2 separate regions of the Homo sapiens genome follow, and region 2 is linked to region 1. A link is an interaction called in ENCODE POLR2A ChIA-PET data of the cell type or tissue named here. Cell type or tissue: GM12878. All regions are shown on one strand.

What was found. Peaks named below come from ENCODE experiments on the same cell type or tissue, not always from the same donor. Only the 100,000 strongest peaks of a DNase experiment are listed, where the experiment ranks them.
Region 2: POLR2A ChIA-PET joins it to region 1 with 7 read pairs; 7 of 35 experiments call an interaction of 5 or more read pairs at or near these places.

What each region holds. Positions count from the first base shown.
Region 1 is chr6:149,322,616-149,326,615 of GRCh38, reverse strand. All of the region lies in intron 1 of TAB2 (TGF-beta activated kinase 1 (MAP3K7) binding protein 2), which reads right to left. Among named protein-coding and RNA genes, the nearest start is that of TAB2, 6.9 kb to the right of the region's middle. RefSeq lists a silencer at 2,357-2,557. In GM12878, no CTCF peak of the experiment used is centred here; no DNase peak of the experiment used is centred here; H3K4me3 peaks cover 1,646 bases; H3K27ac peaks cover 757 bases.
Region 2 is chr6:149,248,942-149,252,941 of GRCh38, reverse strand. All of the region lies in intron 1 of TAB2-AS1 (TAB2 antisense RNA 1), which reads left to right. It also overlaps a transcript of TAB2 not described here. Among named protein-coding and RNA genes, the nearest start is that of TAB2-AS1, 6.6 kb to the left of the region's middle. RefSeq lists a silencer at 2,883-3,083. In GM12878, no CTCF peak of the experiment used is centred here; no DNase peak of the experiment used is centred here.

The DNA of each region.
Region 1 (4,000 bases):
AGATTGCAACATTGCACTCTAGCCTGGACAAAAGAGCAAGACCCCGTCTCAAAAAAAAAAAAATAATAACAAAAACACAAGGCTGAAAAGACCAACATGTACCTTATAATTCTTTCTGCCATGATAACATGTCATTTATCCAATGATTAATGGTTCAATCTCCTATTTGTGCTTCTGGTTTTATTTTACAGATTGCATAAAAACTGCACACGTGTAAGATTAAAGCATATTTATTACCTCTAGGCTAAGAGATTTCATGTATATACACTACAGAATGTGCTAAGCCTATGAACTTAATAAAATGCAATGACTTTTTTAAACTGTCTTTTTTTTTTTTTTTTTTTGAGATGGGGTCTTGCTTTGTCACCCAGGCTAAAAATTTTTGTCTTAATCTACTGAGTAAACCAGTGTAACTGTTGTAGACTATTTTGCTGTAATAATTAGTATTGAATGCTATTTGTATAACCAATATTTTAACATAATAATACAATTTGTTTACTCTTCTTGGTACTATAGCAATACAGATAACTTATTAACAAAATATAAAACCATTGCTATAGCTGCTGTTAAAACAGGCTGGGTGTGGTAGCTCACACCTATAATCCCAACACTTAGGTGGGAGGCCAAGGCAAGATGATTCCTTGAACCTAGCTGCTCAAGACCAGCCTAAGCAAAATAGGAAGAACCCTTCTCTACAAAAAATAAAAAGTAAGCTGAGCGTTGTGGTACGCATCTGTAATCCCAGCTACTTGGAAGGCTGAGGTGGGAGGATCACTTGAGCCTGGGAGGTCAAGACTTCAGTGAGCTGTGGTTGTGCCACTGCATTCCAGCCTGGGCAACATAGCGAGACACTGTCTTAAAACATAAACATAACAGAAAAGTATAAAGATCATTTTACACAGATAAAGTGGCACAAGTTTTGTAGTATTATATTAAACCTCATATTTGAGGTGTTTTCAAAATCTTATCCATGCCAATTTTCTAATGCTTTTCCTAAAGAAGAACTATATTATAGATTTGTGGACTAATTTCAAATTGAAAATGCAGCTTTTCCCACAGGAACAGGCAAGAAAAATACAAAGAATTAACAATCCGTATGTTTATTTTGTAGTTAAAAAAATAATGATGATGTTTTGTTTGTTTCATCTTGGTCTAAGGAGTTACAGTAAATTAAAAAGTACAGAAATTCTTTTTTCATTCTATTTGTTGAGGAAAAATGAAGTGGACAGATACCTTGAAGAAAAAACCTAACGAAGCAAAATTCCAAATGTAAAATTACTTCCAATTACTTAAGCTACATATCCTAATGTAACTAGAACAAGAATTCACCTGTTCTATGTAAGGTAGGTATTACTATATCCATTTTTCTGAAGAAAACTCCTTGGCTCAGAGTGTGTGAATGATGTCTAAAATCACATAGCTATAGTCAGCAACAGAACTCAGGTTTGAACTTGGGCTCATCTGGTTTTAAAGCCCAGAACTTTTATTATACTTCATTGACTCCCAACACGGTAAAATTAAGATATTTAGTTAAAGAGGTGGGGGCTGAGAAGCTGAAAAATTAACAAAGAGATCAACTAAAAACCAAAAGCAGTATTTTCCTAGCCTGGGCAACAAAGGGAGATCCTGTCTCTATAAAAAATTTTTAGAAATCAGCTGGATGTAGTTGCGCACACTTGTAGTCCCAGCTATTCAGGAGGCTGAGGTGGGAGAAAGGCTTGTGCCCAGGAGTTTGAGATTGCAGCGAGCTATGATTGTGTCACTGCACTCCAAAAAAAAAAAAAAAAAAGTAATATTTTCCACAGTTTAAAACCAGGTAAAGTCTCTTCTACCCCTATGGCCCCAGTTCATATCAGAATTACTGCTTTTGTTGATTTCTCTGACTAAACAAAAGTTGCTTGGCCTGAGGACAATGTTCTGCAAGGTCAAGTTGCTGAGTTCAAGTTTTCATCTGCATTAGCAAGTATTTTTCTCTCATTGATGAGGAATGGAAAGTCACTCCCCTGAACTGCCCTGCCACTGGCTCTATACTGATGAGCCAAGCAATATCTCTGGCCTGCTTCACTGGCAAACTGACAGGAAGCAAACTTGTGATGTGCTCAATTTTGCTAACATTAAAAAAGGTAAACATTAAGATATTAAAGGTCAAAAATAATTTTCCTTAATATCAATGTGAGAGTAAAACTTTAAGCTAAAATTCAAAATAATATTAATAATATTATTTAATGATTCAGATGATGGTTAATAAACTGGTGAATAAAAATTTATAGATCAAAAATTACTCTTTCCTACACATTTTAATGGATTATTTTAAACAAGTCTATTATTAACAATCGGCATTCACACATTTCTACCAAAATCTCTGCTAAAATCCCCATTCCTATACTCTTGCTGCTTCTCTCTCTCTCTCTCTGCAGGACCTTTCCAACCTCTACTTTATTATCTGGCTTCTGTGACTTGTACTAGGAGCACTGGTACTAGGCCGGTTTTTGTTTTTCTTCTTAAGTGAAACAAGAATTCCATTTTCTTTTAACAAGGCAATTAAAATACTACAAATTCTTATACTGCTCTTGTCTCTTGTACTTGTTTGTAGGTAAATCAGACTTCCTTTCTGAAGCCACTCAAACTGACACCTTGTAGGAATTATTTCTGTCCTGTAGTAGACAGTTATTGTTCAAAAAAAGCAAAGAAAAAAAATTACAAGAGTATAAAATATTCAGTTGTATGTATTCCTATCTCATTTCTAAAGTAGTACTGTGGCACATCAAATACTAAAATGAAATACTTTTCATCCTATTTGTTCATATTTGAATATAAAGCACACGATACATGCTTTGTGGAGAACTTTTTAAAAATCCAAGAAATATTTTGGGTAAATGACTGAAAGCCTCATAACCTGACAGAAGTCTTAAGTTTGGGGAAAGCTAAAATTATTATTCTTTAGGTAGAGGATAACTTACAGCAGAACAGGAAAGAGTTGACTGGTACTAAGATTTAGGCATCTGAAGAATGCTTAAAATACTGTGAAGATGGGAGGTGGGATGCTGGTGGGACGTTTTCACTTTTCAGTGAAAACACCAGTATTTCCTGTATCACAGAAATGTAAGTAAACGACCAAGCTATTTAATCCATAAAACCAGGACAAATCTACACTTTCATTGAAATTATCTTAAAAAGATAAGGTAAACTTGTTCTTTAACAGTTAAGAGCAAATAATTATTCATAAATTTTCTTCTACTCTTTTAAAAACTGCTATATTACTTTTTCACTTTGATGCCAATAACATCATAGAAATAGGTTAATGAAGACTAATCTAGCTACAAATAATTGATTTCTTCCTCTCAATTTCTAGAATATTTTTTGAACTTTTGGCTAGATTCACAAAATAGCATTTAAGAGACTTTGCATAATGATATCTTATTCAGTGCTTAAAATTAAAAGTAGAGATTCCAGTGCAGTCACCTTTCAGACTCAGGAGTTTACTACAAAAAGAGCTGTAATTTACAGAAAAATGATCATTAAGAACTATTCAACATTTAACACACAGTATTTCTTGAGCTCTTAACTACAGGCCAACCACTGAAAATAATGTGAAGTAAAGACTGAAAGGAAGACATGTTCTGCACTTGAGGTGCTGTTTCGTGATCTTCCAGTCTAAAAATGAAAATAAGTATTGCAACTTGCATGGTTATTCCACTCTTCCCTCAAAAATCCCATTCACAATTTGAGTTATTTTATCTTTGCAAAAACTTTCCTTAATAATTTGTATAAAAGATTCTTTGAATTAACAAGCAAAATGATGACAAAAAGCAAACATTTACTCTATAGTTACTATGTGCCAGGTACTGTACTAAATATTTTAAAAGTATTTACATGAATTGGAATTTTATACACTGTTATTTCCTTGTTAAAATGCTGAGATCCAGCTCATCAACCTATTCAACAACATACGACACAATGTTCCTTCACCAGAAAAAGAAAGATATCGTATCCATTTTAC
Region 2 (4,000 bases), 74 kb after region 1:
TAAATCTCCTTCTCTGCTCCATATAGCTTCTCCTCGTGGGACCAAAGGCAAGTTCTTCTCATGGTAAGAGTGGAAGAGAAATAGGGCAAGTGGAAGTGACACACCATCCTTTCTCATTTTATTGGCCAACACCAGTCACATGACTAACCTCAAAGTCAAAAGGAGGAGAAATATATTCTGTCTGGTGAGTGGAGGAACTCCAACATCACATGGCAAAGGGTGTGAGCAGTACTAAGACTAGGGTGAGACGAGCAAATACTTGTCTTCAGTGAAAAGTTTAAGGGGCGTCAAGATATTTAATCAAGATAAATAATTAATATAAAATATTTTTAAAAACCAAAGTTAATGCAGAACATTTGGGATGAGCAAAATACCAAAGTTTTTAAATAAAGACAGGATCGGTATAGGGATGGATAAGCATTAATGCTAATGACTCAATCTACCATAGGCCACCAACCACAACGTCCCCTTTCAAGGACTCCCATGCTCAGCCTTAGAAGATGCACACAGAACTCTGCCCTCTTTTTTTTTTTTTTTTTTTGAGGCAGAGTTTTGCTCTTGTTGCCCAGGTTGCAGTGCAATGGCGTGATCTCAGCTCATGGCAGCCTCCCGGGTTCAAGAGATTCTCCTGCCCTCAGCCTCCCGAGTAGCTGGGATTACAGGCATGTGCCACTATGCCTGGCTAATTTTGTATTTTTAGTAGAGATGGGTTTCTCCATGTTGGTCAGGCTGGTCTCAAACTCCTGACCTTAGGTGATCCACCCGCCTCGGCCTCCCAAAGTGCTGGGATTACAGGCATGAGCCACTGCACCCGGCCTGCCCTCTTAAGGTTCATTGCTTTTCTCATTCCAGGTCTGTAGCTCAAGTATCTGCTTATCCTGGAAGTCTCTAAGAAATTGAATGGAAATAATCTCAAGAAAATATCCTTAAGGATAAATTATTCCTTATATATTTTTTTGTTTATAAAAAAGAAAACAAAACAAGAAAAGAAAATCATGTTCCTTTCAATGGTTCTTGTACATTAATTCCTTCTTTGCTTGCTAGTTTAAGAATTAGTGCAATTCCCATAAAAATTAGAATTAGTAAGGTAGTACAATGATTTTCTAGAGACTGAGTTTCATAATACTTTTAGATTTTAAATATGGTACATGTTTTAACAAAGTACAGCTAAAGTCTTTTTGGATCGGACACAAGTTATGCCACGAGTGCTTAACTTTTTATAAATGAGATGAGTATAGGAATTCAAGAGCAGAGGTTCCTGTGGGGAGACCATTCTCCTGTCTTATTTGATGAGTGATGTGCTAATCCCAGCACTGAAGCTGTTGGCAGAAAGGAAAGACTTCCGAAATTGACAGGACTCGTGTGTGGAACTGCCATGGGTCCGTGGGCTGCCACAGAATTATGCAGGAAATAATTTTCAAGGAAACAAGAAGGAAAACATGATTGGGTCCAAAATTCTATCATTGTTTTATTGAAAAAGCAAATCTCTTCTCTAGCTTGAAATGCTAGAGCTACAATTTATTTCTTCTTAAGTTTGTCCCAGTGGGAGTCACAGGCCGGGTCATATGGGGTGATGACCACCTTTCCACCTCCTCTAATGCTCGCCCCTGGAGTCCAGCTTCCCCCAGAGACTTATGAAAAGGAAGGGTAGGGTGGAGGCTGGCACCAAACCAAGAAGAAATAAGAATCTTGTCATGTGGTGAGAACTGTTAGCTCAACATATTTCTGGTGATGGCCTGACCTGGAGTCTGAGGTGTCCACGTTTACAGTCATCTCTACGGTTGATTATGGTACTGCATCTCCAGGAGGCACCCGGCAAAAGGAAAGCGTTAACTTGGCAAACAACTGACTCACAGCGACAGAGCTGTGCATTGAGTGGGATTTAAAATGAAAATGGAGAAAGAGGGAGTATTAATCCTTGAAGAGCTGATGAAAGCTGGCTGCTATGGGGACAGCAAATATCCTTTGGAAATAAGCGTGAGTGAGCGAGGTTTCGGAGAAAACAATGAAGAGAGGCAGAACTAAAACGAATGGTGTCAGAGGCCTGTATGTCCATGTATTAAACAGGTGAATATGTTAAACAAGTGAAGTGATTTTCATAATGCAAGGTAGTTATATGAGTTCCCAAGAATAACCAAGATTTGAAGCAAAGCAAAGGAAAGGAAAGGAAAGGATAGCCTCATCAATTCAACGTACCTGGTAAAAAATAGCCGGTGTGCTGCCATCTGCCCCCTAAACTTCCCCTTTGGAATCTATTTTATATACAGTCTTGAGTAATCTCTTTTCTGAAACCCAGATGTAATAATGCCATTTCCCTAATTTAAAAAAGTTTGGTTGGCTGGGCATGGTGGCTCATGCCTGCAGTTTCAGCACTTTGGGAGGCCGAGGTGGGCAGATCGCCTGAGGTCAGGAGTTTGAGATCAGCATGGGGAACATGGTGAAACCCTGTCTCTACTAAAAATACAAAAATTAGCTGGGCGTAGTGGTACATGCCCGTAATCCCAGGTACTCGGGAGGTTGAGGCAGGAGAATTGTGTGAACCTGGGAGGCAGAGGTTGCAGTGAGCCGAGATTGCGCCATTGCATTATAGCCTGGGTGACAAGAGCTAGACTCCTTCTCAAAAGAAAAAAAAAAAAGTTTGGTGAATTCTCACTGTCTACACACTAAGGTTTAGACTTTAGACTTTCCTGTATGGCATAAAAATCTGGCTTTATCCTTCTTCTTTCAATATCCAAAATAAATATTTGCTGAGGGCCTATTCTGTGCTGTTTCAAGATCTGTATACTCTGGTAAACAAAAGCCACCCCCTGCCCCTACCTCCCATACTGTAGCCACACAGTCCTTTATTATTTTCATGTCACGCCCTTCTCATTGAGTTTTGCTATGTTGCCTCCTCTCCCTGGAATGCCCTTCCTGTCCTTTGCCAGGAAACTCCTACACATCCTTCAAGACCCAACTCATATGTTAGCTCTTCACCACAGCCTTCCCTCACAGTCCAAGCAGAAATGATTGCTTTCTGCTCTGTTTTCAAATAGCTAACAGTTTGTATTTTAGGTACAGGACTTAGAATTTTATTATTAGTAGTAGTAGTTGTCTATCCATCTCTTGAACTGGTTTGTAAGACCAGTGATGGAGTGCGGGCCTGCAGCCAAGTAGGCAGTTACTGACTGTCAGTAAATGAGGGAAGAAATGAGGGCAGGAGACGCATCTGCACAGGAAAGCGGGAGCCTGAGAGTGAGGGCGCCGTGAAAGATAGAGACAGGGAGAGAAAGAGAGAGAGACAGACAGACACACACACACAGATGGAGAGACACACACAGACAGAGACATACAGAGAGACAGAAAGAGAGAGGGAGACAGAGACAGAGAGACAGAAAGAGAGGGAGACAGAGACAGAGACAGAAAGAGAGAGGGAGACAGAGAGAAAGAGACAGAGATAGAGAGAAAGAGACAGAGAGAGACAGAGAGAAAGACAGAGATAGAGAGACAGAGAGAGACAGAGATGGAGAGACAGAGAGAGAGTTACAGAGAGAGCACACCTTTGCTTAGAGATGTCCCTAAGAGCAGGTCCTAGATTTGTAGGTCCTGATGGGATGTTTTTGAGGGTCCAATGCTGAAGAGGGGATTATTCTAGGAGGTGAAGTTGAACTGTTGGGAGCAGAGTTCTGTCTGCCTGGGGCCACACCCATGCCCTGGGCACTGCTGTAAGCTCTGGGGAGGTGTGGCCAAGAATTGCTTCTAGTAGGGTAGGTGTCTGTGTGTGTGTGTGTGCGTGTGTGTGTGTGTGTATGTGTGTGTGTGTGTGTATGTGTGTGTGTCTGTGTGCAGAGTTGCAGGGGGAAGGGAAGAGAGACTGTAGTATAGTAAACTTTGAAACTAGATGAGCCAAGAGAAAAATAAAATATAGGAAGGAATCTTGCAAGCATGGCTGTGTCCACCATCACTCCTCTGCTGTGTAATTTGGCCTCTGTGTGTATGTGTATGGGGGATGGTGAGGCGT